Regions from separate parts of the Homo sapiens genome. Here region 1 is linked to region 2. A link is a loop called in an ENCODE intact Hi-C map of the cell type or tissue named here. Cell type or tissue: GM12878. All regions are shown on one strand. Links, peaks and the distances in the headings refer to the core of each region. The heading gives the core; the rest is flanking DNA.

Region 1 (16,800 bases), core at 4,827-12,826, 220 kb before region 2:
GGCTGTGCTGCAGCCTCTGGTCCAGCTCTGCCCGCTGCAGCCCCTGGGCCAGCTTTGCCCAGCCTCTGCACCTCCCATTCCTACCCCCATCTCACCTCCAATTGTGGGCGGGTCCCAGTAAGAGCCTTAGTCACTGTGGGCGCTGAGCAGGGAACCAAGCAAGCCCCTTTTTATATCCTTCTCCTTGGGGGTCAAGGTCAGGGTCTGAAGCTCAATGCAGGCCCCCAGAAAAAAGCTGTAACTGGAGCCAGCTGATGCGGAGGTTGGAAATTGCCTCCTGACCATCCCCAGAGTCAAATCTGCCATGGCTCCCTCAAACCACTTTCCTGAGGCTGCAGCTGTTTTTATGTGGGGCAGGAAGGCAAAGAACAGGAGACTGGGCGGGCACATATCCATGCAAATAAAGTCCTGTGAGTAAAAGCAGACTAACAGCAATATTTTCCCACCTTCTTTCACAAGGCCTACAGTATAAAGGCTGAAGTTCTCAGCAGGCCTTTTGTGTACCCCACGCTCCCACCCAGTCTGCCTTTCCAGCAGATCTCCAGCATCCCCAACTGCACACACACACTGTCTACATTCCAGGCACACGGGATTGAGTGCTGCTTGAAACCCACCTGGCACTCTTCTGCCCTTTGCTTGGTTTTTATTCTGCCTTTGGGGCCACCTTCCCCCATGCCCACTCATGGAAATCTCCCTTCCCACTCAAGGCCTGGGCCAAGGGATGGAAGTTTTGCCACAAAACCTTCTGATCCACATAGCCAGTTGTGCTCTCACCCACCTCAAAGCCCTGGAGCATTTTTTTGCATCTTCGTTTAGTTTGACCTACCCTAAGATCTTCAATAACGTGAGGACAAGGACCTCATATTATTTACCTTTGTATCTCCTGCCTGGCAGCCTGTGCTCAATTAACATTTGTTAAACCAAATTAAACAACTCAAGAAGAAGAAAAACATTTCACGTGTTCCTAAGTTTCCTTTAAAAAAAAAAAAAAACTGAAAGTAATTTCTACCCTCAGATATGATGTGACAAGGAGAGAGTGGAGAAAGAGGGAGAGGAGGACTAGGGAGCAGGGAGAGTGGAGGGGAGGGTGGGGCAGGAGGTGGGGAAGCCTAGCAGATCAGGCACAAGAGATAGTGTATTAGTCCGTTTTCATGCTGCTGATAAAGACATACCCACCACTAGATAATTTATAAAGAAAAAGAAGTTTAATGGACTCACAGTTCCACGTGGCTGGCGGGTCCTCACAATCACGGCAGAAGGTGGAAGGCAAAAGGCACGTCTTACCTGGTGGCAGGCAAGAGAGAATGAGAGCCAAGCGAAAGGGGTTTTGCCTTATAAAACCATGAGATCTCATGAGGCTTACTCACTACCACGAGAACAGTATGGGGGAAACCTCCCCCGTGATTCAGTTACCTCCCACCAGGTCCCTCCCACAACATGTGGGAATTATGGGAGCTATAATTCCAGATGAGATTTGGGTGGGGACACAGCCAAGCAGTATCAGACAATGAGTCTGTGACAATGCCAGCGCCAGCCTTAGACCAAATTCATGATACTCTTTTTACTCCCCACAAAAACATTACAGATCTGTGTGCATTCTACTTTATTTTTTACTGTTACACCCTTCATTGGATGAAGTACAGACCACATATGAAGGTTAATCATTGTATCATTTCTCTGACCCAGTTGCTTGCTTTTGTCTTGAAATTATAATTCTTATCCCATTTCTAGGCTTCAGTTCCCAGGCTGTTTTTTTAATAATAAAGTAACTTCTGCAACACCTCAGTATGCAACTTAAAAAATATTTAGTGCAGTCACAGAGGATCATTCTTAACAACCTGTTAAGAGAATTGGAAAAGTAAAAGATGACTGATGATGTTTATTGCTTTAGAGATCCAGTCCATATAGTGAAAGCACATATATTATGTTTACAACATGTTAAAAGTTTTCTTTTAATTGTAAAAAACTGGCTTTACATGGATTTTTATTAAACATTTAATTTTTCAAACTGTTACCACATCCAGTATTTCAGTGAAACCTTTTTACTCACTAAGATAGTTTAAGAAAATGATATCACCATCATTTGACCATGGAGAAAAGTGGTACAAAGGTTAGATTTGCTGAAGGTCACACACTTTGTTTCTAAGACTGTGAAGACTAAGCCCAGGTGGCTGACTTCCAGCTCTGGCCTGCACAGCGAGAAAATAACCACATTCAGAGCCATACAATGTCTTAAATTATTTAAAATGTAATGTCCTTAGGGAATTCTTGATTGTTTCCTTTTCCTTTGTTTTCATTTTTCTAAAAAGTGCTTAAGGCAGCTAAAAAAGATAGACTTCTAAAAAAAAAAAAGACTTCTTGAAATTTGCTTAATTGGCCAAGAACATTTGTTTAATTGGCCAAGAACATTTAAGTGTCTCCCATAGGGAGGGAAAATGGTTCATTGGAAAGGAAAACAGTAATTTAAGATGGGCCTTGGATAGGAAGTTTGGTTTCTAAATGAGATAATTCATGGGAATGGCCTAGTAAGGTGCCCTGTACTACTTAAGGAACCCTTATTTGCACATGATGTTGGCCATTTCTCCACAAGAGAGTTGCTCATAGTCATACTTTGTTTCCCTTTTTTTTTTTTTTTTTTTTTTTTGAGATGGGCTCTTGCCATGTTGCCCAGGCTGGAGTGCAGTGGCCATTCACAGATGCAATCATAGCTCACTGCAGCCTTGAACTCCTGGGCTCAGGTGATCCTCCCACCTCAGCCTCCCCAGTAGCTGAAACTACAGGTCCCTTTCCCACCTCCCAGCCTCCCCCACCAGTGCTTTGTTTCCTTTTTTATTTTGATGTAATGCTGTGAATTTTCACTTCTACAGAACTGTAATTTACATTTCATAAAGTAGTTGAGATTATGATCTACCTAACTGTCACAAATCCCCTCCCGCAAATGAACTCTTCCATTTGTCTCCCTGAACTGGCCAGAGAAATCTGTGGATGAGAGGAAAGTTTATCTGGGTTTTCCTACATTCACTCAACTAAGTATTAGTGACTATTATCAACACCTGGCTTCTTTACAAAGAGAAGAAATTACTGGAGGTGCAGAAGCAAAAGATGCACATCCTCATTTGACCTCCCTTCTCAGTTTCAAGGCTGAGCATGCTTCCTGAGCAGACGCCTTCCTCGGGATGCCTGGAGCCCATGAGGAATGCAGTGACCTAACGCTCCCAGAACACAATAATGAGACCCCAACTTAAGTTTCTTGCCCAAAGAAGGAGCCCATAAATTGAGTCAGGTCTCAAGAGAATCATACAACAAAGCAGATTGTGCACAACAATGCCGCTGCCTATCACTCAGCCTCAGTCTTCTAAAAAAGAAAAAAAGTGAGTGCTCTCTCTCTCTCACTGGTTTACCTGTCCCTAAAACCCATTCATAGAAAGAGTGCCTCATTTTCTTTTTACATTAACTTTATTGAGGTATAAATTACATACAGTAAAATGCACAAATTTTAATTGTACAGTTTGATGGGTTTTGACAAATTTTAACACCAGCGTAACCCCTACCACAACCAACATATAGAGCATGACCATCGCTCCAAAAACTTCCCTTGGCTTCCTTCCCCTCACTCTCCCACCTACCTGTACCACAGCCTCAGGCAACCACACATCTGCTTTCTGTCACTATAGATTAATTTTTTTACAATACCATATTAATGGAATCATAGAATGTTAACTGTTTTAAGTCTGTCTCCATTTGCTGAACATTTTTGAGATTCATCTATGATATTGTATATATCAATAGTTCATTCCATTTTGTTGCTCAGTAGTATTGCATAGCTTGAATATGCCATAATGTAATTATAAATTCACCTGTTTGGGGTTGTTTACAGTTTGACATTATTATGAATAAAGCTGAAATAAACATTCACTTACAGGCTGGGCACAGTGGCTCATGCCTGTAATCCCAGCAGTTTGGGAGGCCGAGGCAGGCGGATCACCTGACATCAGGAGTTCAAGACCAGCCTGGCCAACATGGGGAAACCCCGTTTCTACAAAAATACAAAAATTAGCCAGGCATGATGGCGGGTTCCTGTAATCCCAGCTACTCAGGAGGCTGAGGCAGGAGAATCGCTTGAACCTGGGAGGTGGAGGTTGCAGTGAGCCAAGATCGCACCACTGCATTCCAGCTTGGGCAACAGAGCGAGAGTCCGTCACAAAAAATGTAAAAAAAAAAATCACATATAATTATTTCAGCAGACATGTTTTTATTTTGGGTTGGGGGCAGGGGAGGGGAGACATAAAAACCCCAAAGTGGCATTGTTGTGTCACACAGTAAGTATACATTAGCTTTATAATAAACTGCCAAACTGCTGTACCATTTTACATTCCCATTGAAAATACATGAGAATTTCAGTTGCTCCATGTTCTCGTTAACACTTGCTATGGCCAGTCTTAATCTTTAATTTTAGCCATTCTAACAGACATGTAGTAGTATCTCACTGTGGTTTATTCATAGTTCTCTGACCAGTGACGTCAAGCATCCTTTCATGTGCTCATTTGGCTTCAGTGACACCAAATTTGAAAATTCTATAGCCAAAAGCACCTTTGTTAGTTACTAGTAGATTTTTACTTTCTCTTTCTTGCCTTAACACTGGCAGTACACAAACTAGCTAAAAGTAGCTGTCCTTTCCTTCCCATCCCATGGTGAGATCATCAAAACCTTCAGAAACCCACTCTATAGAAAGTCAAGCAGACTTGACTAGATTAAGCCTATGGTCTCAGAACATTGTTGTTGGAAGGGGGATGAAAGTCATGTGTCCTTCTACCTCTCTTGCTCTGCTATACTTAAAGAAACTCCTAGTGATACAATCCCAACAATCAGTCATGAGTTCTCTGACCTTTCACAACACCATCTATGTTTCTTACATTGTTATCCAATTCTATATTTTTTGAATTGTTATCTACTCCATGTGGACACACATTCATTCTCCGCATAGATTAAAAGACTACATCTGATCTTGCTTCTGTGTTTTCATAGGGCTCAATAAATACTTTTAAAGTTGAATTGAATTTGCAATATTCACTATATAATTAAGAGAGAAAATTTGAGATCAAATTTACTCTAGATTTCAGATCAGTCATTTCATGGGAATCCAAACTTTCCATGTCCAGGAATTCATGAGATTCCTCCCCCAACCTCCTGCTCTTGTTGACAATGTAAAACAAACCACAGTTAGCCTGGGAATTATCTTTACGGAATATATCAGCATATTGTTTTGAGTTTTTGCACTGCATGTATTAATCAACCAAGAACACATGTCTTGGTTCAGTAAAAATTTGCAGAAAGCTAGGCATCCTATTAAAAGAATCTGTTGACGTTTATCCCCCCAGCTAGCTTTTCCTATTTTGTAACTACAAAGAATATTAGTGTTTCTTTACTTTTCAGAATCATCTACTCAGAAAGACTTCTAGCAGTGTCCTCGACAGGAAGTCACCACTGTGCTGAGGCAAGGCAGTGGGTCTTTAGGAGGTCAGGTTTCTTCCCACCCTTTGACTGCTCTGCCTGTAGATGTGTCAGCTCTTATCCCACTTCTGCTGAGAAGAGCATCCTTCAGCCGTGACACTAAACTTGTGTGAGGATGATGCAGAGAGGCTGGGCACAGGCCACATAGGCTCACCCTCTACCACTATCTTGGACATATTAGGTTCCTACATGATGGGGAGATCAGGAGGGCTAGGGGAGCCTAGTTATAGTTGCTTTATTGGAACTGTCTGGCATAGAAGAAGACATTCAGAGGGCAATAAAGATCAGACTTTTTCAGAGGCAAACAGGTGAACTTCCAGTGATTTATTCTTAGTTAACCAACCTTCAACCAACTGATAAGATAAACAGTATCCCTAATGCTGATCCTAAAGCATTCGAGATCCTGAAGTATCTTCAGCATTATCAAAAAGGATTAAATTGTATTGTGGTAAACAATGATATTTTAATTTTAAAAATTTATTATAATCCTCTAAACCCATGCTCTCCAAACTTTCTTATTTTATGCTTGAATCGGTTGTAAAAATTGTCATCCCCTAATATATTTATATTTATTTATTTATAAATTATACGTATTAATACCCTACTAAAATTTTCATGATAAAACATATACAAATATAAAATATTTTAAAGGGCAAGAATGTTTTCTTGATTTTAAAATTTAATAAGTAGAAATAAAGGAATACTGTTTTAATATTTAAAAAAAAGCTTTTTATCTGAGCTCATCATGCCTACTAACAAAGTATTTAGAAGCATTTATGCTGAAGTAAGGACAGGAAAAATGACACTGTCACTACTATTATTGAATATTGTTCTAGAGATACTAGCTCTAATTAGGAAAGACAAACAAATTAGAATATTTGAAAGTAATACATTAACAGAATATGGTAAGTATCATTTATGTTGGCAAATAAATTCACGTGTGAAAAACCTGAAAGAACGAACTACAAAACATTCTTCAACAATAAAAGAATAAATATATAGAAATCAGTAGCCATGACAAATACAGATGGCAGCCAGTTAGAAGGTGTACTGGAAGGTAATGCCTCATTTACCCTGAGTAAAACAAGATCAAATATCTAGGAATAAATATAAGAATCATGTCTGATAGGCAAGCAGAAATTGAAGGAACCCCAAAAGTTTGAACAAATAAAAAGACACACTATATTTTGATTAGGAAGACAGCATCCTAAAATTATCCAATATCCTTCAATTAATCTACAAATTTGATAAAATTCCAATACAAATACCAACAAGATTCTTTTTATGTTCTGAGGTTCAAATGGAAAATCAAACAAGTAAGAGTAGTTGTGAAAATACTGAAGAAGTCAAGCAATGAGGGGCAACAATACCTACCAGATAAGAAAAAATGCATAAAGCTATCATACTCAAAGAAATATGAATGAATAGACAAATCAGTGAAATAGAATATAAAGTCCATAAATACATCCTAATACACATAAAAATGTATATGATAAAAGAGGCATGTAAAATGAGTTATTCAATAAATGAGTCCCTGGAAGATAAGGAGGGTGGGAAACAGATAGGATAGGCTATGAATTATTAAGCAACTGGTTTATATCTAGTTTAACCAGCAAGATGCAGGAGCATCTTCAACTTAGTTTTCTCATAGCACCATGATGTCCACAAATCCACTTACAAGCAATAGTTCTGTCTTTCCCAATGTTACATTCCAAGCATTCACAACCGTATCTGGACACAGAAACTCTACCATGGTACCAAACAGTAATTACTCTGCAGAGGTAATAGGTGCACACACTATTTAGGTCTGAATACCACAGCAGGGAAAGGTATGCCAGCTAGGAAGGAAATAAAATCTCAGGAAAAACGAGGGCAAGTAGAAAAAAAAAAAGATAAGAGGAACTAAATAGCCTCGCTGGGCACATACTCATGGGAACCCTGCTGATGTTGCCCAACTTGAAGATAAAGAGATGCCTATGATATAGAATCATGAAGATCTCACCTCAGAGAGATCCGTGATATGTCACCCAGGAGCATCCGTCACCTGCCGGAGCACTGTACCAGGAAACCAGAGGCATGGTTCTGTGTAATCTCGAGCAAGCTAAGTGGCCATGATGAGAATGCTTCTTCCTACTGTGCCCAGCTACAGGATTTATGTAAGAATGACACGAAATGACAGATGTGAGTACACTTTGCAGCTCTGATCAGTGGTATCCTAATAAAGAAGAATTGTTAGCTTTGAGTTGAGCCTTGTTTGTAACAGGCACTCACTTCACTGTTGTTGCCTTTTATGTTCCGGAGTCCTGCATGATATGGACTCCAGGATAGCAAGAGTCCACATACCCCTCCCCAAGAGAAATTAAGCTGGGAGCCATGGAATTATCATCATCTCCTTGCCACCCTGTCCAACTGCAGGTCGTGGGAAGCTGAATTTACCCTGTGAGACTTCTGCTTCATTTACATTCATCTTGGCAGGCAGTGGTGGGTCGTGGGGAACCTGTTGAAAGCATGACAGCAATGAAGGCTTTCTTACATGCTGAACTCACATCAAAGCTCTTTTCTTCTGTGCTGACACATGTAACTCTTTACCAGTCTGATGATAACACATACAGAGACAGACCCTCGGATTCCTGCTGGGGAGAAAACAGAGCCAGAGATATGCTGTACTGAGCTGGCAAATACAGTGTTCTTTCTGTTAAAATCTGATGGGAAAGTAACTAGGCAAAAATCCATGGTGCTGGCTACGGTACAAAGATGACCAAGGCTGTCTCAGGTATCCTGGTGGCTTTATTGTCTATTTCCGGGAAAAGAGTAGGTAGGGATCAAGAGCAAAGAACATGGGAAAATGTGCTGCTTTGTCATTGCAGTTCATTTATTTCCTAGAAATTTTGGCTTCTAGGGAAAGGCAGCGTGATATAAAAAAGAAAAAGGTACTGGACTCAACCTGATTTAAATCCAGACCTGACACTTTGCTACCTGGATGAACTTGGGTAAGTGACCTAAGCTCTCTAAGCTTCAGTTTCCTCATCTGTAAAATGAGGATGAAATTTTCTATGCAAGATTTTGTAAGGAAGATCAAATAAATGGACATAAAGCAATTGACACATAAATATGGAAACGATTTCTCAGCTTTCCTCCCTGAGGGACAGAGACTCTTCAGGCTACTTAAATTCTCCCCAGACTTTTCCAAGTTGCTCTTTATCCTCATACCCTGGCCACACCACAAAAGCTGCCCACATAGAAGAACTTGGTGAAGACTTGCTGACTATTCCCCTAAATTCTGCTTGTTTAATAAACATCTGCAGAGACAGGCTCAGCAATGGGCTCATTGTGGAGAATCCCAGAAGTGTGTGGCAACACCAAAGGAATTTTATGAAAGTCCCAGGAGAGAGAAACTGTCGTTCAAGTCATCACATAGCAAACTGCCCCTAACACGTGCTGCACACACATTAGGTGGTGACTCAGTTTTGGTGTTTGACTTGAGTCTTAAAACATAGTTCAGAACCTGATGATACTTCCCTGAATTCCCATTTTTAGTGTGAAAGTGTGTTCGGCTTCCCGTTGGCTATTGGGAGCTTGAAAGAAATTCAAGGAAGGAGACCTACAAACTGCTTATAAAGGATACTGCGTGAGCTTTATGCACTTTGGCTCTTTTAATCCATTCCACAAGGCCGTGATGCCCATTTTACAGATGATGAAACTCTTTCTGAGGTTAAGTAGCTCACACGGTGCCACAGCTAGCGACTGCGTGAGCTGAGTCACATCCAGATCGTTCAGTATGAGAATTTTAAGAGAAGATAAACATGTGATTCTCTCGAAACTCGGTGTTCTGTAGCCTGCAAACCCCTCTGGAGCCTGGTGTTTGCTTTGCTTGCAAGCCTGACCTCCGAGGCTCCTGCCATCTTCCTTCCCTCTTCTCCCCTCCATTCTCCCCTTTCCCGAACCGTTTCTTTCCCCCATTCCTTCCCCATCTAAACCACAGAAAAGCACTTCCAGGCTCCATTTCAGCCAGCAAAAATCTCAAGCCCAGGGGAGGGCTTCCGGGACTTTCCACTGGAGGCTCTTAGACTTAGACGCAGCGTCCTCTCCTGGAGGGAGCGCAGCGCCCCCCGGGCGCAAGGGGGACGCGTTCAAGCGAGGGCGGACGCCGACTGCGAGTCTCTTTGTGCAGCACTTTGTCTTTCTCTCCCTTGGGGTGTTTTTGGGATTCCCCAACAATAGAATGAGCTGAGTTCTGCGTTACTGATTCAGTTATCTCGGTACAAGGCGGAAAGTGCCGGGAGGAAAACTGATACCCCGTATTGAGCAAGCTGTTTTCTGGGAAACTCCGAACTGTCTCCTGCACGGTTCAGGCCCGGTTACCGCTGCCTGCAACCCCCGCCTCGGAGCCAGCTGCGCCTGGAGCTAAAGCCTCAGCTTTTTAAGGCATGGTTTGCACTCTTTTATAGTTGCTGAGCTACGCTAGGGCCAAACCAACCACTCATCATCAACCTCTATTCACAGCATCTAGAATAAAACCTGCCACATGGCAGGCACCCAGTAAAAGCCTTTTGGAATCGGAATAGAAGGTGGGTTGATTACACTGGGTGCTTCTCACAGCCCACAGGGTTGGGACTGACAAGTATTCCGGCATTAGTAAGGGCAGAGACACTTTGGGCTGGCCAGACCTGATCCTGGGGAGGATCACTGGGTCATTTCTTGGCATCTCCCATCCCATCCCTGCCCTGATAGGTTTCGCCCCTTTCAGCACTCGGAGGGCCAGGCTGGTGGTTCCCATAGAGGTGTACCGCCTGGCAGCCAAACAGGGAAGGGTGTTCCCTTCTGCTCAGTTTTGATTTGAGCTTTGCAAGTGACAATGAAAATAATATTTTTGAGCAACAGTTTAAAAGCCAGATGCTATACACACACACACACACACACACACACACACACACACACACACACACAGAGAGAGAGATAAAATGTTCATGGATTAAGATTATATATTCATATAATTTTAACTATATTCATATGGATTAAAACTAATCCATATGATTATGGTAAAATAATTTAGTCACTTGGGATTGTCCTTATTTTACAAATGAGAAAACTATGGCTCAGAGAGGATAAGGAACTTGCCTAATTTCACTCAACCGGTGAGTCACAGAAATGGGATTCTAACTCACACTTGTCTGGTCCCGAAGCCCATAGATCAGCCTCGGATGGAAGCCAACATACAGTCTTTTCAGTTCTTCCTGGGCACCCCCAGGCACTCCATTTTCCCATTTCTCAGAAGTCGCTGACCCTTCTTTTATTTAAGGAGCACAGTCGCTGCTATCTACAGCCCCCGCTTCTCTGGGAAAATACAAAAGGTTTACATCATTTCTGCTTTGATGGGAACATTCACCCTCGCCCTGATTTTGTCATTTTTTCTGCCTTTTCACTCCTATCATTAAGTAGAAAGCCCTGACTCCACCTGGAGATAAATTAGGTTTGAAACAGAAGAAGGAAGTTGTCTCTCACTCCCTTGCCAGAAAATCACCCAGTGTCTGAGGCTGCAGAATGGGTTCCCTGAAGGTGCACATGGGGTCAGAAGGGACAGCTGGGAAGGGTGCCAGGCTGGCCCTGCCCTCCCATGAACCTAACTTTTCCAGTGTCGCCATCTGACCCAGGATGTCAAGAATCGGACCATGCCATAAGGATTAAATGAAACAATAAGCACAAAGGTACCCAGGACAGTGTCTGACAAATGCACACTGTGTGCCCTACCTGCCCCTTCCTACTACTTTTTAGCATCTCCTCCTCTTTGGTTTTCTCCTGTTTTCTTCTAGAAGTTGTATAGTTTTGAATTTTACATTTAGGTCCATGATGCATTTTGAGTCAATGTTTTTGAACAGTATAAGGCCTGTGTCTAGATTCATTATTATTATTATTATTATTATTATTATTATTATTATTTTGCATATGGACATCCAATTTTTCCAGTACTACTTGTTAAAAGACTAGTCTTTATTGAATTGCCTTTTACTATTTGTCAAAGATCAGTTGACTATATTTGTGTGTCTATTTCTAAACTTTCTTACCTCTTCCATTGATTTCTGTGTCTATTCTTTTATCAATACCACGCTGTCTTTATAACTTTATAGCTGTATAGTTAGTTTTTGCTATGGTCTGCATGTTGGCATCCTCCTAAAATTCACATGCTGGAACTTAATGCCCGATATGATGGTATTAAGAAGTGGGGCCTTTGGAGAGTGATTAAGTCATGAGGGTTCTACTGTCATGAATAGGATTAGTGCCCTTATAAAAGCAAGCTCCCTTGTCCCTTCCATCATGTAAGGACACAGCAAGAAGGTGCCATTTATGAAGCAGAGCAAGTCCTCACCAGACACCACATCTGCTGGTACATTGATCTTGGACTTCCCAGCCTCCAGAACTGTAAACATAAATTTATGTTGTTTATAAATTACGAGTCTAAGGTATTTTGTTGTAATAGCCAAACACACTAAGACAGTCCTGAAGTCAGGTAATTTTAGTTCTTAACATCATTCTTCAGTATTGTATTGTCTGTTCTGGGTATTTTGCCTTTCCATATAAAATTTAGAATCAGAGGGGCACTATCTAAAAATAGTTTACCTAGATTTGGAGTGGAATTTCATTAAATCTACAGATCAGGTTAGGAAAAATTAATATCTTAAACACTATTGAGTCTTTTAATCCATGAACATGGGATAGCTCTTCATTTATTTAGATTTTTTATTTCTTTCATCAGAGTTTTGTACTTTTGCACATATAGATTGTGTACATATTTTGTTAGATTTTTACCTAGGTATTTCATTTTTGTGCTATTGGAAATGCTATTGTGTTTTTAATTTCAAATTCCAATTGTTTATTACAAGTATATAGGAAAGCAATTGACTTTTGTATATTAACCTTGTATCCTGCTATAATTGTTTATTAGTTGAAGGAGGTTTGGGTTCATTTTGGGGGGTTTTCTACATAGCCTAACTTCTCCAGTTTCACCATCTGACTCGGGATGTCAAGGATCAGGCCTTGCTATAAGAATTAAATGAGACAATCAACACTAAGGCACCCAGCAGTGTCTGACAAATGCACACTGTATCTACTACCTGCCCTCCTCTCCTACTACTTCTTAGCATGTGTTCCTCCTTGATTTTTTCCTGTTTTCTTTTAGAGGTTTTATAGTTTCAAATTTTATATTTATAACCATGATGCATTTGAGTCAGACATGTCATCTACAAAGACAGTTTTATTTCTTCTTTCCTCATTTTTTTTATTGGTTTTTTTTTTTTTTTTGGACGTTTTGTACTAAGCAGGACTTCCAATATGATGTTGAATAAGACTGGTGAGAGGAGACATATATACTTTGTTCCCAATCTTGAGGAGAAAGTACCCAGTTTCTTACCATTAACTATGATGTTAACTGTCGGCCTTTTGTAGATCTTCTTTATCAAGATGAGAAAATTCCTCCTTTTTACTGAGAGTTTTTGCTGAGAGTTTTTATCATGAATGGGTGTTGGATTTTGTCAGATGGTTTTTCTGCATTGATTGATATGATTATATGAATCTTCCTTTTTAGTGTATTAATGTGATAGATCATATTAATTAATTTTCAAATGTAGATTAAGCCTTGCAAATCTTGAATAAACCCCACTTGGGCACAGAGTATGGTTGTAGTTTTTTTTATACAGTGTTAGATTCAGTTTGCTTATATCTTCTTAAGGATTATTTTATCATTTTCATAAAAGATATTGGTTTGTTGTTTTTCTTTCTTGTGCTCTCTTTGTCTGATTTTGGTACTTGAAAATGCTGGCCTCACAGAATGAGTTAGGAAGCGTTCCTTCTGTATTCTACAAGAGATTGCAGAAAATTGGTATAATTTTTTCTTTGACTGTCTGGTACAATAACCAGAGAAACCATCTGAGTCTGTTGCTATCTGCTTTGGAAGGTTATTTATTATTTATTGCATTTCTCTAGTAAATATAGGCCTACTTTAAATTATTTATTTCTCTTTGTGTGTGTTTTGATAGTTTGTGTTTTTCAAAGAATTAGTCCAGTTCATCTAAGTTATCAAATGTGTAGGCAGAAAGCTATTTATACTCTTTCTTTATTGTCCTTTAAATGCCTTGCGATCAGTACTGATAAACCCTCCCCAATCTCTGATATTAGTCATTTGTATCTTCCTTGTTTTTTCTCTTGGTGAACCTGGCCAGAGATTTATCAATCTTATTGATCTTTTCCAAAACCTCCCCCCGCCACACACACACACACACACACCACACACACACACACACACCACACACACACACACACATCAGGTTTTGGTTTAATTCATTTTCTCTATTTTTCTAACAGCAGTTTTGGTTTCTACTCTAATTTTTTTTTTCTGCTTTCTTCCGGCTTATATTGTTTTTCTTTCTCTAGTGTCATAAGGTGGAAGCTTAGATTGCTGATTTTAGATCTTTATTCTTTTGCAATATATGCATTCAGTGCTATAAATTTCCCTCTAAGCACAGCTTTCACTGCATCCCACAAGTTTTGATTAGTTTTCTTTTCATTTTCATTTAATCCAAAATATTTTAAAATTTCTCTTGAGATGTCTTCTTCAATTACTTTGTTATTTATACATTTTTAATTTATTCCTAAATATTTGGGATTTTCCAATTATCTTTCTGTTATTCATTTTTAGCTTTATTCCATTATGGTCTGTGAATATGTTTGTATGATTTTTAATTTCTTAATTTGTCAAGGTATATTTTATGGCCTAGAGTGTGGTCTCTCTCAGTGAATGTTCCATGTGACCTAGAGAATAATGTGTATTCTGCTCTATTGGATGGAGAATTCTATATCATTTATATCAAGATGATTGCCAGTGCTGTTTAAAGTTAGCTATATCCTCACTGATTTTCTGATTGTTTTATCAGTCTGTTGTTGAAAAGATGTTGAACTATCCAGCTATAAGAGTGGATTTGTCTATTTCTCCCTGCAATCTTAACTGTTTTCGCCTCACATATTTTGACAGTCTGTTGTTATGTGTGTACACATTGAGGATTGTTATGTCTTCTTGGAGAATTGTCCCCTTTAAAATTATGTAGTGACCATCTCTGTGTCTCTGACAATTTTTCTTAGTCTCAAATCTGCTTTGTCTGAAATTAATATAGCTACTGCAGCTTTTTTAAATTAGTGTTAGCATGATACAGCTTTCTCCATCCCTTTACTTTTAATCTGTGTCTTTATATTTAGTGTAGGTTTCTTATAGGCCACATATAGTCAGATCCAATCCATTCTGACAGTCTCTGTTTTTTAATTGGTATGTCTACTACGTCATTCACATTTGAAGTGATTGTTGATATTATTGGATAAATATCCACCTTGTTTGTAACTTATATATTCATTGCACTTGTTCTTTGTTTCCTTTTTTCATCTTCCCCTCTTCTTCTGCCTTCTCTGGCTTTGAGTATTTTATATGATTCCATTTTCTCTCGTCCTTTACTATATTATAATTCTTTCAAGAAACATTTTTGTGGTTGTCCTATGGTTTGCAAAATACATTTGCAAGTAGTCTAAGTTAACTTTCAAGTAACACTGTATCATTTCATGGGTAGCACAGACATCTTTTAGTAATATATTCCAGATTCCTCCTTCTTATCCTTTTTAACATTGCTGTCATTCATTTTCCTTATCCATATGCCATAATCGCCCAATACATTGATGCTATTATTACTTTGAATAGTTATCTATTAGATAATTAAGAATAAGAAGAATAAAATGCCTTATTTTACCTTCACTTATTCCTTATCTGATGTTCTCCTTTCTTTATCCAAGTGTCTGATCTATATCATTTTCCTTCTCTTTTAGAAATTTCTTTTAATATTTCTTGCAAAGGAGGTCTACTGACTTTGCAATAGATGTTAAAATATTTTACTGACCTGCCTTGCAAGAAAATTATCCCAGTTTTTGTTTGTCTAAGAAAGTCTTATTTTTTCCTTCATTTTGAGGGATAATTTCACTGGATACAGAATTCTAAATTTGTAGTTTTTCTTTTTTTCTTTCAACACTAAATATTTTACACTCTTCTTCCTTGATAAGAAATCTGATGTAATTCTTATTGTTGTCTCTCTACAGGTAAAGTATTTAGTTCCTCTGAATTCTTTCAAAGTTTTCTGTTTGTCTTTGGTTTTCTCCAGTTTGAATATGATATGCAGATTTTGTTTTCGGTATTTATCCCTCCTGGTTTTCTCTGGGCTTCCTAGATCTGTGATTCAGTATCTGTCATTATTTTGAAAACAGTTCAGTCATTAGTACTTCAAATATATCTTCTGCCCTTTTGTTTCTTTTCCTTTTGTTATTCCCATTTCCCATTATGCATATGTTACACCTTCTATAATTGCCTCACAGTTGTTATATGTTCTGTTTGGGTTTTCTTTTTTTTTTTCCATTCTTTTTTCTGTTTGCATTTCAATTTGGTGAAGTTTCTGTTGACATGTCTTCAAGGTCAGTGATTCTTTACTTGGTTGTGTTCACTCTGCTGATGAACTATCAAAGAATTCTATATTTTTGTTACAGCATTTTTGATTTCTGGCACTTCCTTTTGATTCTTTTTAGGGTTTCCAGCTCTCTGATTATATTACCCACCTATTCTTGCATGTTGTCTACTTTTTCCATATAAAGTGCTTTATATAAATATTATGAAATTCCTTGGTAATGCTAGTATAATGTAGGAGTAATGCCCAAGTAAAACCCTAATCCTAGTATAATAGGTTTGATTACTTGATTTGGCAAGTGACACATCCAAATTTGTGTAGTAAGAGCTGTGGTGTAATATAGCCCCATGCATTCAAGCTCTTATTCTAGATATTTTTTTTTTCTGTTTTATGGTATCAAATAGTAATAACATGATTATTTTTGTCCTTTTTGTCAAGAGTAGGTTTATATAACTCTGTATGTTAATTTATTAAAAGAGAAAGATCCCAATGTGTATCTAAATTTCATTTGAAAGTGCAATAGAAAATACGTAATTTAAATAGTATTTTGGCTTTAGAATGCAGGCTTCTGATGAAAAGTTCTGGTTTTCTTCTCTGTATATGCTTTTCTTTTTATTTATTTCCCTATAGAAGAAAATTAGTAAGGGCTTTTCAACAGTCGAACCAGTTTTGCATTTCTATGACTATCAGAGGAGACAATGCCTGTAACACTCTTACACTCTTAGCACAGGCTTAACAGAAGAAACTGCTGCACAAATGTAGGCTCCTGTTATACATATTAGATTTATAAATTCTATGCATATGT
Region 2 (16,800 bases), core at 3,937-11,936:
GGGGTCTCCCTACCTGAAGGCGAGAGAGTCCCCTCAATGTGGCTGAGTCCGGGGCTTTTATGGGTTCAGAATGGGGGAGGGGCAGGCCATAGGTAATATTGGAAAAGGCAACATTTGATTGGTTAAAAGGCATTGTTCAGAAAGAATCAATCGGGAAAGGGAGAGCAAACAAGAACAGAAGTTCTCACTCTGGGTTGTGGGTTTCATCCTGGACCAGCAGCAGTCCAGTCTTTCAGCCCTCAGGCTGTTTTTGGCTTGAAGGTTGGGTTTCACTGGGGACCCACCCTTGTCTGCCTAGGCATTTGGCTGCCTCCTGTTGCTGCTATCAATAATCATTCTATTTCCTCCCTTTCTCTACTCCTGATCACTCTTTTATTAGTGTTTTTTTTGTTTGTTTGTTTGTTTTGTTTCTTGGTTTTTTTTTCAGACAGGGTCTCCTTATGTCACCCAGGTTGGAGTACAGTGGCACAGTCACGGCTCACTGCAGCTTCCACCTCCCAGACCCAAGCGATCCTCCCACCTCAGGCTTCCGGAAAGCTGGGGCTAGAGGCACATACCACTACGCCTGACTAGTTTTTGTATTTTTTGTAGAGACAGGGTTTCGCCATGTTGCCCAGGCTGGTCTGGAACTCCTAGGCTCAAGCAGTCTGCCTGCCTCAGCCTCCCAAAGTTTTGGGATTACACATGTGAACCACTACACCTGACACTCTTTTAGTGTTTACCTTAGAATTGTTACATACACTTTTACTACTTAATTTGTCAGTTTTAAATAGCATCCTTTATCCCAGGGGGTCAACAAATTTATTTTGTAAAAGATTAAATAGTAAATATTTTAGGCTTTGTGATTCAATCTTTATCACGACAACTTAACTGCCGTTATAGCATGAAAGCAGCCATAAACAATCTGTAACAAATGAACATGGCTGTGTTCCAATAAAACTTTATTTATACAAAAACAGGTGGTGGGCTAGATTAAGCCTGTGAGCGGTAACTTGCCCATCCCTGCTTTAATGTAGCAATTATAGTAAGCACTTATATAACTTTTCACCTTCTTTCTCTTGTTACTTTCCAACTTTTGTTAGTTACATATGGTTCATATCATCAAGGAAAATAATATTTACATTCTCTTATGTCACCCTAATTTCCATATTTACCTAGGTCTAGATTCTACAGTTCGATGGATTCATTCAATGTTCACCACCAATGTTTTTATCAGTTTTCCAGGCTTCTTGCAGTTGAATATACTCTTTTATCTAGTAAATTACTTAAGAACAGTTCATGGGAACTATATTCCCTGAGTTCTTGGATGTTCAAATGGTAAGTTGCCTCTATAACTGAATAAAAGATTGGCTGGATATAAAATCTGCAAATCAAACTTTCTTTCTGGGAGGATTTTGGAGTCACTGCTGTTCTTTGTTTGTTTGTTTTTTGAGACAGAGTTCACTCTGTAGCCCAGGCTGGAGTGCAATGGCACAATCTCCACTCACTGCAACCTCTGTCTCCCGGGTTCAAGTGATTCTCCTGCCTCAGCCTCCCAAGTAGCTGGGATTACAGATGCCCGCCACCACACCTGGCTAATTTTTATATTTTTAGTGGAGACAGGGTTTCGCCATGTTGGCCAGGCTGGTCTTGAACTCCTGACCTCAGGTGATCCACCCACCTTGGCCTCCCAAAGTGCTGGGATTACAGGCATGAGCCACCGTGCCCAGCCTGTTTTCTAGCATTGAATGTTGCTGTGGAGAAACCAACGATCAGTCTGCTTATGCTTTATACATGACTTGATCTTATTGCCTGGATGATAAAACATAGCAAAGAGTCTATACAGTGAAATATTTACGGAAGTGGTCAAAACAAAAACACAACATAAAATAACAGACTTATTGCTTGTATAAATTGAAGAAAAAGACTTGTAGACAATCTCACAAAACAAAATCTAATTCCATCTATTGTTCATTTTGTTTCTAAGAAAATAACTAAAATGTTTAAAATTTTAGGAAGGTTGACTATAAAAGAATGGCAAAATGCCAAACAGAAAGAACATAGAGGTTACGATTATGAACTCAGACAATGCTCCCAGGAGTCTTTAAATAGAGTTGAATTGCAGTATATTTATTAAGATCTGTCTTCATGTCGATCATTCTTGGTCAATTTTCTCTGAGACCCTGTTTACTTTTCCATTAAGCACATTCAAGTCGCTTATTGCAGGAAGTTGTGTTGAATTATATCAATAAATTTGTGTTCTGTCCCATTCATTTCATAATTTTTCTCTTGGTCCTTCACTTATTCATATTTCCTTTCCCTGTCTTCCCATTCCATCATTTTCTTTCAACCTTTTTCTTTTTCACTCTCAAATTTTTGTCTTTTTGTTTTTAAAGTATTTGCTTTTTACTTTTTAGAAGTTTTGCCTTTTTCAAATAAGCATGCCTTTACTTTTTATACTTCAAATCCTTAAGATAATATAGTACTATAAATGAGACTATTTTTAAAAATCTATACCTCAATTTGTAGAAGGATAAAACTCATTTTATGGAAGGTAAAAGGTAAGAGTCTGTTCTAAGAGTACACAGGCTAATAGTGTCTCCTAGCCTTTGAAATCCTTTTTTGTTTTGCTCAGATTTCTCATGTATACCCTCTACAATCAACAGTGTCAGTTTTCCTTCATGTTCCTTCCAACAGAGCCCTAATTTCAATTATAGGGTCTGTTTTTGTTTTTGTTTTAAATTCTAGGCTCTGTGCTTGTTGGGGATGATAGATGTTTGACAGCTTTCTCGCTTTCTTCTAATGTAATTGGTCCATATAGATATGTTATCATCCCTTGAAACTTATTTGGTAAATTATATTATCCCTATTTATATATTAGCAACTTTTAATTCAATACATCTCTCCCTGATCTTTTTGTCTCTTTGCTTTGGGTCCTTGGTTTAATTACTTTTAAAATTAATTCTAAAATATTTGTCTTTTTTTTTTTTTTTTTTTTTTTTTTGACAAGGTCTCACTCTGTGGCCCAGGCTGGATTGCAGTAGCATGATCGTGGCTGACTGCAACCTTCATCTCCCAGGCTCAAGAGATCCGCCAGGTGCGGTGGCTCACGCCTGTAATCCCAGCACTTTGGGAGGCTGAGGCCAGTAGATCACCTGAGGTCAGGAGTTTGAGACCAGCCTGGCCAACATGGCAAAACCCTGTCTCTACTAAAAATACAAAAATTAGCCAGGCGTGGTGGCATGCCTGTAGCCCCAGCTACTCGGGAGGCTGAGGCAGGAGAATCACTTGAACCCAGGAGGCGGAGGTTGCGGTGAGCTGAGATTGTGCCACTGCACTCCAGCCTGGGCCACAGACTGAGACTCTGCCTTAAAAAAAAAAAAAAAAAAAAAGAGAGAGAGAGAGAGAGAGACAGAGAGAGAGAGAGAGAGAGAGATCCTCCCACCACAGCCTCCGGAGTAGCTGGGACTACAGGCATGCACCTCCATGCCCAGCTAATTTTTTTGTACTTTTAATACAGACAGAGTTTCGCCATGTTGCCCAGGTAGCTCTTGAACTCCTGGGCTTAAATGATCCACCCACCTTGGCCTCCCAAAGTGCTGGGATTACGAGCCACTGTGCCCAGTCATATTTTTTTTTTAAATAGACTTTATTTTTTAGAGCAGTTTTAGGTCCACAACAAAATTGAGCAGAAAATACAGTATTCATATATACTCCCTGACTGCATGTGCATATAGCCCCCACCCCACTATCAACATCCCCCACAAGAGGGATACACGTGTTATAAATGATGAGCCTACAATGACAAATCAATATCACCCAAAGCCATAGTTTACATTAGGCTTCACTTTTGGAGTTGTACATTCTATGGATTTGGACAGATATATGGCATGTATCTACCATTATACTATCATAGAGAGTAGTTTCACTGCCCTAAAAATCCTCTGTGCCCCGCCATTTCAGCCCTCCCTCCCCCAAACCCCTGACCACCACAGATCTTACTACTGTCTCCATAGTTTTGTCTTGTCTAGAATGTCATATAGTTGGTATCATATGAAGCCTTTTCAGATCGGCTTCTTTCACTTAGTAATACGCATTTAAGGTTCCTCCGTGTCTTTCCATGACTTGATCGTTCATTTCTTTTTAGCACTAATTAATATTCCATTGTCTAAATGTACCACAGTTTATTTATCCATTCACCTGCTGAAGCATATCTTGGTTGCTTCCATGTTTTACAGTTATAAATAAAGCTGCTCTAAACATTTGTGTGCAAGTTTTTGTTCATTTGGGTAAATACCAAGGAACATGATTGCTGGATCGTATGGTAAGGGTATGTTTAGTTTTGTAAGAAACTACCAAACTGCTTTGCAAAGTGGCTCTACCGTTTTGCATTCCCACCAGCAATGAATGAGAGTTCCTATTGCTCCATATCCTTGCCAGTATTTGGTGTTGGCAGTGTTTTGGATTTGGATTTTGGCCATTTTAACAGGTAAGTGGTATGGCCTTTTTTTTTTTTTTTTTTCTTTTTGAGATGGAGTATCACTCTGTTGCCCAAGCTGGAGTGCAGTGGCACAATCTTGGTTTACTGCAAGCTCCACCTCCCAGGTTCAAGCGCTTCTCCTGCCTCAGTCTCCCACGTAGCTGGGATTATAGGTGCCTACTACCATGCCTGGCTAATTTTTTGTATTTTTAGTAGAGATGGAGTTTCACCATGTTGGTCAGGTTGGTCTGGAGCTCCTGTCCTCAAGCAATCCATCCACCTCAGCCTCCCGAAGTGCTGGGATTACAGGCATGTGCCACCATGCCCGGCCTCATTCTTTTTTAATGTCATAGTTTTATGACATGGGCTGCAACATTCTTCTAGAGTCTGCACTTCATTTGATATTTGTTTTTCCTACTACTTTCCTTCTTTCTTCTTGTAACATCTTTGTATATTAAAGATCCTGTGATGGCTCCTTTTTTATTACTTTTTACAGAAACAGTTGATTTTTTTTCCTGTATCAGCTTTTTGCTTTCTTACTCATGTGATTTTCCTGTATTAGCCAACCAATTACGGTGAAAATGGTGACACAGAAGGACAGGGGGAAATGGGGCAACTCATAGTTCCTTTTCCCTTCAGTTGTTCTTTTTCCTTTCCTTTTCTTTCAAAAAAGAGAGAGGGTCTTGCTCTGTTGCCCAGGATGGAGTGCAGTGTTGCAATCATGGCTCTCAGTCTTGAACTCCTGAGATCAAGCGATCCTCCCAGCTCAGCCTCCAGGGTAGCTAAGACTACAGGCCTGCACCACCACGCCAAGCTAATTTTTAATTTTTTTGTGGAGATAGGGTCTCACTATGTTGCCCAGGGTTGTCTCAAATTCCTGGCCTCAAGTGATCCTCCCCTCTCAGCCTCCCAAAGCACTGGGATTACAGGTGTGAGCCTGTGCACCCAGCTCAGTTTTTCTTTACTCATCAGTAAGTCAAAGGTACAGACTGTTGGTAGAAAGTCCTCATACAAAAAAATGAAATGAAAACAATCTGAGCTCATTTTGTATAGCATTTCCATTGTTCTGGCAAACACAAAATATATATGAATGTACAAACTGAGAAATATAAATTGTATAATTTTAGTGATTCTGCGTAAAATTTAAATGTTCTTCTATTTACATTTAAAATTGCCATTTTATGCTAATATCATTAAATTTTAATTTTTCTTTTCTTAGAACAACAATAAATTTTAAAAACTTCATGACAAGTCGAGAGGGAAAGTACAGAGGAAAGGAAGGAATTTTATGTTTTAGTAATTTTCACATCATTTTTCCTTGATTTTCGAAGGAGGGCCTTGCATTTTCAGGCCCTGCAAATTATGCAGCCAACCTTGCATAGGAGGTTAGTGCTGGAAAGACCTTAGAGATTATCTAGCTCAATCCATTCATCAGACACAAAAGATGGACTGAGAAAGATGAAATGATATTTTGCTTAGGAAATTAAAAGGGGAGAGTAGGATGGGAAAAACTTCCTCCATCTTCAGATCTTCAGGAGTGAACGGTGGTTTCACTGAAAGACACTAAGTCCACGGGGAGCCGCACCTCTCAGATCTGTCTCTTTGCAGGTTGTCTAACGCCCACTCCCTCCCGTGTTGATCTGGGCTTCTCTCACATTAGAGGGCAGTAGAGCCAAGTACCCAGATCCTTTGCAGCTGCTGCATATTTTGGCCCCACGTCCACCATCCTGGGTTTCCCCCTGTGGGTGTCCTTCCCACACATTCAACATCCAAGCAAGGTCCTACACCACCAAGAGAGTCCCGCCAGCCCTGGGCACCTACGGGGACTTCCAGTGGACACGTATTCTATTCTTGGGAACTTTCGGTTTCTAAGAAGTCCACAAAGCCTTTAAAAGTTTGGAAAAAGAGTTGAAAAGAATCGTAAGAGGTAGGATTTAGAGGAGAACGGGGAGTCCCGATGCAACGCCCTGAGTCTTCCTCCCTTAGACAACTTTTTCCTTCCTGTGAAGACAGTATGCAAGGAAAAAAAGAGAGTGCTAGAACTGAATTGGGAACAATGTAATGTCTTTTTCTATTGCTCTGGCAAAATCCTTGCTGAGAAACTGAGAAGTGTTGATTCTGAAAGCTTTTTTAGAAATTCTTTCCAAGGCAACTTAATTCAACAACACATTTAACAAGAGTCTTTTGTCAGACATCCTGTCCTCTGATATTTTAGAAAACACCACACACACACACACACACACACACGTGCACATGCATGTATGCACACACACTTTATTTTCACTTTTCTTCCCATCCAGCCCAAGGCATGCCCAGAGCACAGCAAAGCAACGCTTGGAGCTTTGAAAGGACACCATGTCCTTTCAAAACATGATTTTGAATTCCATCCTGCCTTCTCTCCACCTACATTAAAACTCTTGAAGGACATTTTCTTCTAATACTGTCTTTTTTGGGACTTCTTCATGTTGCCTGCAAATTATCTCTTTTCGAATCACAGCGTTTTGGGCACAGACCATCACTGCCCACGGAGTGATGAAGCAGACCGGGGCTGTGGTTACAGAGTCAGAAAGAAGGGTCTCCTGCCCCAGGGACCACCACACCCTCTCCCAGCATTCAAGCTGCCCAAGCTTTCTCAGAAAACATCTTTCCAGGCCATCACCAGCAGCGGGTTTTACCAAAAACGTCCCACTCTCTGGCTTCCTTGCTGATCTGTGGGCCTTGCTGGATCCACCCGCTCACGCACGGCCCTCCCCACAGACCTCTGCCTCGGCTGGATTCTTCCCTTCCACTGGCTCTTATGTGCTGGACTTCTGGATTCTCATTTGCTTCCTGAATTTTGTCGCCAGGACTCAGAATTCAGTCCTCCTGTCCAGTTCTGCTCTTGCGAGAGCCAACTCACATGCAAGCCCTCAAATCCTTCCTCATTGCTCTGAGGCTGGTTCTGGAGCACTTCGGCAGGGCCTGTATTCTAGCATAGTATCATAGTGCTTGCCTCCCCCACTAAAATGAAAATCAGGGACAATGACTCTTTCTCCAGGCCTCCTCTTCTACCCAAATACCTGGTGCTGGACTGGTATGCCGGCACACATTAGATGCTCAGTAAATAATTGCTGTCTAAAACAGATGTTCTCCACTGCAAGCACAACATTCCTTGTTAACATATCTGCACAAAAACCCAGAAAACAAATGTGGTTGTAACTTTGATTTCAGTTTGACAAACGTCTTTCAGTTGTGTTTCCAGAACGCCTCTTCCATCAACTTCAAAAGGCTGTGAACCGGGAGGCTGTCACACACGTAAGATCCAAAAAGCCACGTGGACTGCTCTGCCCAGCTGCAGGGCACTAGGGGCTGTTGTTGAGCTCTGAACAGATCCTGGGATTATTTATAATTGAAAATCAGACTCTGAGAGCCTTTAGAGTCATGAAGGAACTCATTATTCTCCTTCCCCACGTGCTTCTCCTCTGTTTTTCCCACCTCTGCCTCTGACCTGACATCTGACCACACTCACAGCAGGCTCTTCAGATCCCCTAGGCCTCAGAGCACCTGTGCTTGGCAAACAGCTGCTTTCCTGCTGGACTGAGACCCGCAGACCACCTGCATGCCCACACATACCCTTCTGACTGCAATGGAGCATCAAAGACTGAGAGCGAGGACCGGGTGGCCAGCTGAGGCGGAAACTCCGCCAGAGCTGACTTATTCCCAGGCTTATCTCAGCAGGGGCCTGCAGAAGTGGGGACACGGAATTGAGGCCACTGTGAGTTTTCGGTGTAAGCTTAGTCCCATTTCCAATCCACATGATCACCTCCCTGCCCCCTCCCCCTCCACATTCTTGGCCTGAGCCAGTCCCTCCCGTGAACACAGCAAAGGCCAGGTGACCAAGAAAGTGGAATAATAAAGGATTTTAGACTGGGGGAGGCAACTAATGGTCTTCTAAGCCAGTGAATAAAAAACTGTTTTAGCTGCCCAACCCTTTCTTCAAAAGAACCTTATTGGAAAGTCAAACAGGCAAAACCTATAAAAACCCAGAAAGAACAATCCACACTTCTGCTCTCTGGTTTTGCTTCTATCTGGCCATGATGTTTTCATCATTTTACTCTTCTGCCTTAGCTCCCTTTCATTCCTGACAAGCAGAGGCCTCTGACATCTCTGAGCCCAAACATGGGTACAGCAGTGCCTCTGAAGCCAGCAGTGCCAGACCAGCAGCAGAACTTCTCTTGCCCATCTGGGAATGGTGTTTACTGAAAACCAGAGAAAACAGGCACATTGATGAGTCCATCAGTTAGATTATTCTTTCTTGAGAGTGGCTGAAACCTGTATGAGTTTGTTCTCACATTGCTATAAAGAAATACCTGAGACTGGGCAATTTATAAAGAAAAGAGGTTTAATGGGCTTATGGTTCTGCAGGCTGTACAGAAAGCATGGTAGCATCTGCTTCCAGGGAGGCGTCAGGAAGCTTCCAATCATGGCAGAAGGTGAAAGGGGAGTAGGCATCTCACATGACAGGAGCAGAAGCAAGAGAAGGACGTGGGGGAGGAGCCACCCACTTTTAAACAGCCAGATCTCACGAGAACTCACTCACCATCATGAGAACAGCACCAAGGGGATGGTGACAAACCATTCGTGAGACATCTGCCCCCATGATCCAATTACCTCCCACCAGGCCCCACCTCCAGCACGGGAATTACAGCTCAACATGAGATGTAGTGAAGACACGGATCCAAACCATATCAAAGCCCAATACAAATAAGTTTAATTAAAATGGGGCTTTATTGGAAGGATAGTGGAACATCCACACACATACCTGGGCTCCCAGTAACTAGAATCCAGCCTCAGTGCCATGATGATCCCTCTTTCTCTGTCTCTCCTCTCTCATTCTCTCCAGTAGAGATGAGTTTTCTCTGTGTGACCACAAACATAGCCTCTGGGAGCTCTAGATTCCCATCCCTCCAGATTCCCATCCCTCCAGACTCCCTGAGCCAAAAAGCCCTCACCACCAACTTCTTTTAAAACAATCCTAGGAAAGCCTCTGATTGGTCCAGATTCCGCCATGTGCCCATCCCTGAACCAATCACTGTAGCCAGAGGGATGGACACATGTTCTCCCCATGGCCAGGATGCAGAGTTCTGGGATTGGCAGCTCCTTCCGGGCCATCAGCAAGGACACCGGGAGGAAGTAGTTCCGTGAAGAAAGAAGGGCTTCTGTTAGATTGATGGCAAACAGCACAGGTTCTTAATATTTTGATAGAGACTCTCTTGGAAACTCCTATAGCCGAAAAGATGCCTTAACCAAAAAGATTGTACCTTTGACTTCAGAATCAAAGTAACTGTAACTGAATTCCATAACTAAGAATTTAGTCCTCCTGTCCAGTTCTCTCTATTGCTCTTGCAAGAACCAGCTCAAATGCAACCCCTCAAGGCCTTTGTCATTGTTCTGAGGCCTGTTCTGGAGCATTTGAGCAGTGCCTATATTCTAAAATAGTATCTGATCTAATTAATGTTTGCCTCCTCCACTAAACTCTAACACAGGAACAATGAGTCCAGCTCCAAGCATTAGAGGCTGGGGCAACAGAGCCCTGCAGAGCTCCTCAGGCCACGCGCAGAGGGAGCCCCCACACTCCTTCCCTACACACCAGAATTAAAAACCAAACATTAGCTGGGAGTGCATGTGTTGCTTTTCTTTTGAGACTGGATTCAACTTGAAAGGACTCTTCATCTTATCTTGTGCAAGTGAGCAAGGGGAAGAGTGTTGGTTCTGTGGTGCAATAAATAACTTCTCATTATGAGAAATGCGATGCCCCTCTCCACCTAGCCATTTGGAAACCATAATCTGACATTACAGAAGCTTTTCTTGTGAGACCAGAGATATCTGAACCACTTCTCTTTTCAAGCAACTTCAGCAGGCTTTCCATGCTATTAGTGGAACAAGTCCAAGCTATCTTTGATTTGTGGTCGCTTGATTGGGTCCTGAAAGGACAGGCTCTGCTTTGTGAGGAGGGATAATTGCTTGGGAATCCTGCAGAGTAATTTAATTCCTGTGCAGTTAGAGGGACCACAAATTTGGAGAAACTTAACTCCTCTGGAGAGATGACAATATATGTGAAGGTTCCTCTCCACCATATGGGCCCTTCCTTTCCTCTGACAGCTCACTTCAGCCCTTTCTGCCTCATAAATTTTCCTGACACTGGGAATGTTTTCCTAGAAAAGAGGAGGTTCTTCTCAGATCCTGCCACACAAAGCCTGAGGCCACTTAGAAAATGATCCAGCTGCACAGCCTAACAGGTCAAACCACCATATCCTTAGGCACAATGTCATCACCTAACTCTGTGAATTTCAAACTCACTCCAGCAACCCATAGGGCAGTCAGAGTGGGAGGGTAGTAGTGTGTGAGGCCAAGAAATTGACCATCCTTTACTGATAGGAAGGGAGAGACCAAAGCTGCCTGAACCTGAGGGCCCACAGGCCCATTATAAGAGTCTTTGGTACCATTTGAACCAAAAGAGTTGATAGATCACTGCTATGGATATTCACAGGTTGAAGGAAAGATACCAATGAGATCGCACTTGTTTTGACGTTGGAAACCTAGCTTCATTTTCAGAACCATAACAACCAAAGGTTATCTCAGGCTAGGAAGGGACTTTTTCTTCTCAATAAACTTTCTGTTTTGGAATAATTTGAGAAGTACAGAAAAGTTGCAAATATAGTACAGAGAGTTCCCATATGCCTTTGACCCAGTTCCCACTAGTGTTAACATCTTTCATTACTATGCTACATTTGTCAAAACTAAGAAATGAACATTGGTACAGTACCATCAATTAAACTGCAGACGTGATTCAGATTTCATCAATTTTTCCACTAATGTTCCAGGATCTCATCCAGGATCCCACATTGAATTTAGTCAACATGTCTCTTTCATTTCCTCTGAGCTGTGATAGTTTTTTAGTTTTTCCTCATTTATCATGACCTTCACAATTTTGAAGGATACTAGTCAGATATTTTGTAGAATGTCCCTCAATTTGGGTTTGTCTCATGTTGTCTCCTGGTTAGACTAGGGTTATAGGGTTTGAGGAAGAAAAGCCAAAGGTGAAGTGCCTGGAAGAGATTTTTTAAAAGAAGAACAGGTAGATCAGAACTTACAAACTGACTTATCTTCAAGCCAAATCCTGTTTTGTTTGTTTCATCCTATGTTTCTTAGAAATGTTGTATTAATTTTGTACTGAATTTTTCTAATTCACATTTCCAGTGTCTCTTAAAAAATAGAAAGAGCTAGTGATTCCAGGCCTCCGAGGTAGTCAGAGGTGGGCACTGAGAAATGGTTGGCCCCTCCAGGGCTGTGTCTTCTTTGGGTCGCACCAGTCCTGTGGCCTACTCAGCGTGGAGGTCCAGCATCAGCTACTATTGATCATGTCCATAATGCTGGTTTTCTTACGGTAAAAAGAATTATCTATATTTCTATCATAACAGAAACAGACCCTGTATTAGTCCGTTTTCATGCTGCCAATAAAGACATACCCAAGACTGGGTAATTTATAAAGAAAAGAGGTTTAATTGACTCACAGTTCCCATGACTGGGGAGGCTTCACAATGTGGCAGACAGTGAAGGAGCAAAGTCACGTCTTACAAGGAGGCAGGCAAGAGAGCTTGTGCAGGGGAACTCCCACTTATATAACTATCAGATCTCATGAGACTTATTCACTACCACAAGAACAGTATGGGGGAAGCCACACCCATGATTCCATTATCTCCACCTGGCCCTGCCCTTGACATGTGGGGATTATTAAAGTTCAAGGTGAGATTTGGGTGACACAGCCAAACCATATCAGACCCAGATAATCTCACCCTTCAAGAGGAATAAGGCAAGAGCAAGAAATGTGGGGAGCTGAGTCTAAGGAAAGTGCATTTAACAGGAAGTGGTGTGGATGAACTCTCTAAAACCTCCATGTGACTCCCTGTGACCACTGTCCGTGTGACATGGTCTTCACCTATTTGGCAACAGAAAAGAGAGATGTGGGTCAGGAGGGAAACCAACTGTAAAGGAAGTGGATGGATGAAGGGAAAGGATGATGAAACTTCCACCTGCCCTGACTTCCTCCCAACACCTTTCTCTAGGCCAAATCCATATCACCTCCCAGGGATAGCCCTGTGGCCTGCTGGGACACAGCCATCTGGCAGGGTCTGCATGGCTGGGCCTCCTCTGGGCAGGGATTTCCAGTGCGGCCAGTTCCACCTCAGCAGCCTGTTAGAGGCATGGTGGGGGTCTGCCTGAGGTCTCCCCTACTCTCCCGCCCATGGTGCCTGTGAATGAGATGTGCCCTGTCACAGGAGCTAGACTTCTGAGCCCCAGTCACCCCTTCCCAGGAAAAAATGGGGACAAAATCCCCAACTTCTCTTCTTTCTCATCCTCCTCCCCTTTCCCATCCTGCCCCAAGACCCTAGCCTTGAAAGCTTTAGGATCTGCCTAGAATGTGTGCCCACAGTGGGTGCCAAGGCAGTGACCAAGCCAAGTCTCCCAGCACCCACTCATATGATAAGGCCTACCCAGTACACCGTGAAAGCAGACCTGGGGCAGAATGGGGGGTGAGTGGGTAGGACAGTACCTCAAGTGAAAGGAGTGAGCACTGGACCAGGAGTCTGAGGATCTGGACCCCAGTCCTTGTTCCAGTGCAGTGTGGTGCTAGGCAAATCACTTAACCCCTCTGAGCCTGCGTTATCTCATCTCTCAAATCAGTTGACACTTTTACCTGCCTTGCCAACCTCCTGACTTCTGGGATATGTAAAGATGATCAAGCCTGACTCATTCCCCTTACTCCCAAGCCCAAGTTATATCCCTCTCTATCTGTCCACAGAAGCTCAACTTTCTCCTTCACTGCACTTACATCACATCCCCGCTTACTTGTTAAACCTGCACCCCTGCCATTAATAAAATTGCCTTGGGGACAACACACACATATTTAGACATGGGGCCTAGTGCAGTGATACCTGTTCCAGGACTTGATATAGGACGTGCTCAAGAAATGTTAAATGAACAAATGAATTCAGCAAGCAAGTAAATAACAGAGTGTGTGAATGTGTCTTTTCAACTATCAGGCTTGATCTAAATGTAAAGGACCAGGGATGAGACCTAAGTAGTTCCTGGGTAGCTGACCTGCCCTGGCTCACAGCCAATGCCAATTACCTGCCCCTGCCCTCCAGTCAAAAATGATTGGATTTGAGGTTGACACCTAACTCAAATCTGTTCATCTATTGGCTGACAAACTGCCAACCAGACTCTTCCAGTATTTGAACTGTCACAGAAATAATAAATCATGAGATGAAAGTAGGTGATTGAACAGAAACATTATGTAGAGTCATGGTTGGGACAGCCATATTGGTCCATTACACTAGAAGCAACCAAAGAGAGAGGACACAGAGAGACAGAGATGAGCGAGATCATCTGAGCCTTGGAATTGGAGAGGAGATCTCAGTTCCCAACATTCCAGTCGCATTTCCAGTCTGACTGTACTTTGTGTCTTGTCTTTGGAAGTCTGAGAGATTTTCCCTTGAAGTTGTAGAAGAAATCCTTTGCTTAGGCTGGGGTTGGAATGGGGGTTGGAGTATCTGTTCCTTACACTCAAATAATCTCTCATTAAAACACTGGGAAAACAAGATACAATCTCTTATTAACAGGTACAATCTTATCTACAAGGAGAAGAAAAAGACACCCACAAGGGCTGAGGCACATGTACTCATCGGAGGCAGGAGTAAATATGAGGGCCCCCCTCTGGCCCAGGGCAAACTGAATCCCAAGGCTGATGGTGGGAGTGGTCATTCTCTGAGGATTTCAAAGATACTTCTCTTGGATGAGCAGAGGAGGTTGAGCCAGAAACCAGGAAAAAGTTCCAAAGAAATAAAGCGTCAGCCTGGCATGTTATTGCTGGAGCTGAGGGCCAACAGTTGGTGCCCAGTGTTGGAGGCAGCCTCCCAGGACCCTCTGCAGAGATTGGCTGACTTGAAGGGCTGGGAAACCCATCAAACCAAGAGATGGCCAAGCTCACAGTAGGCCAAAACGCAAACAAATCATAGGCACAAAGCAATATAACTAAGAGAAGGAGACATGGCCAACTTTGGGCATAATCACTGGGATCCTGGTAAGAGTAGATTTCTCATCCAGAGCTGTAAGTAACTCAGATGGTATTTGTCATAAAATTATGAAACACTGTGGGACTTGCGGTTTCTGTAATTTGTCTGCCTCAGAAGAGCTAATGTTTATTGATTTTCTTCTGTACAAGGCAGAATCATCCATTTGGTTTGCCAGTGTTGAAAGTTCTCAGGTTTCTGGAAGAAGCATGAACCAAAAGAATTAAAATGAGTATCTCTATATCAGTTTTCTTCCTAGTTACAGAGAGTGAATATTGCTATAATGAAAGCTTTCACAAACATCCGAAATTTAATTCTTTTGCAAGTCCTCAGAAATTAAAAATGATGGAAGGAAATAAGCATTTATTGAATACCTGACATGTCTCAGGCAGTGAGCTAGGCCCTTTCACAAATTCACAGCAGTGAATTTGATCCTTTGAAGACCTCCAAGAGTTATTGTACTATTTCACTGAAGAGAAAACTGAAGTTTACAGAAACTAAATAGCTTGTCCAATGCCCCACAGCTGTTATGGAGTCAGACTGAGATTCTGACCCATGTCTGTCTGTCTCAAGTCCCTGATTTTTATGTGTCATCATACTGCCTTTCTATGACTGGCTTCCCCAGGGCCTTGGGAACCTAAAGAGCCCATGAAGTACTTAGGCTGCTTGTGGGGCGCTCATTCTTGACTTACAGTTTCATGTGAAACTCTTGGGGTAGAAAGGATGGGAAACATGGAAACTCCTTTTATTAATAAACTTTTTCTAATATGCTATTTTTAATTTTTTTTTTTCCCAAAATGGAGTCTCACTCTGTTACCCAGGCTAGAGTGCAGTGGCGCAATCTCGGCTCACTGCAAACTCTGCCTCCTGGGTTCAAGGGATTCTCCTGCCTCAAGGGACTACAAGGCCACCACACCTGGCTACTTTTTGTATTTTTAGTAGAGACGGGGCTTCACCATATTGGCTAGGCTGGTCTCGAACTTTGGGCCTCAAGCAATCCACCTGCCTTGGCCTCCCAAAGTGCTGGGATTACAGGCATGAGCCACCATGCCCTATATTCATATTTTTAATCCACCTGGAATTTATTTTTGAATGGGATCTGAATTAGGAGGGTTTTATTTTTGTCTAAAGGCCTACCCATGTATGGTAGTACAATTTGTCTTTTAAAGTATCCTTTTCCCACTGAATTGAATATGTTACCTTTGTCATTCATTATGTTTTTATGTTCATTCACTCTACTCCTAGACTCTCTTCTTCTCTCCACTGGTCTATTTTAGCACCAGTTCCTTACTGTCTGAATCCTGTAGCTTAGTTTTAAATTTAACTACCTGGTAAAGCAAGTCACCACTCTTAACTCTTCTCAGACACTTGTTCTTCCATATCATCTTTAACATCTTTTTGTCTATTCCTCTCCACTCACTGAAAATAATCATTTTTATTCCAATTAAATTTAATTATATTTGTATATTAATATGGATTATAAACAAGAATTGGCACTGTAAATTAAATCTTACATTATAAATTTAGTGTCTATTTCTTCATTTATTCGATTTTGTCTTATGTCTTTTAACACAATTTTATGTTTTTTTTCAAGTATGTCTTTTACTCATCTTATTGGACTCACTCCTGAGTATTTTGTAGTTTTTGTTTCTATCAAGAATAAAATTTTTTCTTATTTTCATTTCTAACTGGACATGCTCATTTAGAGAAAAGCTATTGATTTTTTATGTTTCTCGTATTCAGCCATCTTAATTCTCCTCTCCATCCTGGTAAGTTATTTAAGTCACTAAGTTCTAACAGATTATCTAAGTAACTGAATTATGTTTATATTTTCTGCAAAAAAAAAAAAAAGAGATAATTTATTTTGTTTTTCTCCAATATTTTACACATTGTACTATTGCATTATTTAAAACTTCCAAAACAATACTAAATAATGGTAACAAGGGTGGGCACCGTGGCTCACACCTATAATCCCAGTACTTTGGGAGGCCGAGGCGGTCAGATCACCTGAGATCAAGAGTTCGAGACCAGCCTGGCCAACATGGCAAAACCCTGTCTCTACTAAAAATATAAAAATTAGCTGGGCGTGGTGGTACACACCTGTAGTCCCAGCTACTCAGGAGGCTGAGGCAGGAGAATCGCTTGAACCCAGGAGGTGGAGGCTGCAGCAAGCCCAGATTGTGCCACTGCACTCCAGCCTGGCCGACAAAACAAGACTCCATCTCCAAA

What was found. Peaks named below come from ENCODE experiments on the same cell type or tissue, not always from the same donor. Only the 100,000 strongest peaks of a DNase experiment are listed, where the experiment ranks them.
Region 1: it touches region 2 in a loop (5-fold over the local background); 2 of 110 quality-filtered maps call a loop at or near these places.

What each region holds. Positions count from the first base shown.
Region 1 is chr2:38,028,637-38,045,436 of GRCh38, forward strand. It overlaps RMDN2-AS1 (RMDN2 antisense RNA 1), which reads right to left and starts at 7,705. Exons shown (of 4, transcript NR_102712.1): 1 at 7,514-7,705; 2 at 1,219-1,284. It also overlaps a transcript of RMDN2 not described here. RefSeq lists a silencer at 9,961-10,030. In GM12878, for the core only: a CTCF peak has its summit at 9,611 (motif pointing left); DNase peaks (open chromatin) are centred at 9,335 and 9,725; H3K4me3 peaks cover 940 bases; H3K27ac peaks cover 3,268 bases.
Region 2 is chr2:38,254,460-38,271,259 of GRCh38, forward strand. LOC105374467 (a long non-coding RNA gene) reads right to left here. Exons shown (of 3, transcript XR_939973.1): 3 at 14,634-14,769. Among named protein-coding and RNA genes, the nearest start is that of ATL2, 110 kb to the right of the region's middle. In GM12878, for the core only: a CTCF peak has its summit at 6,113; DNase peaks (open chromatin) are centred at 6,192, 6,575, 7,772 and 11,075; H3K27ac peaks cover 6,015 bases.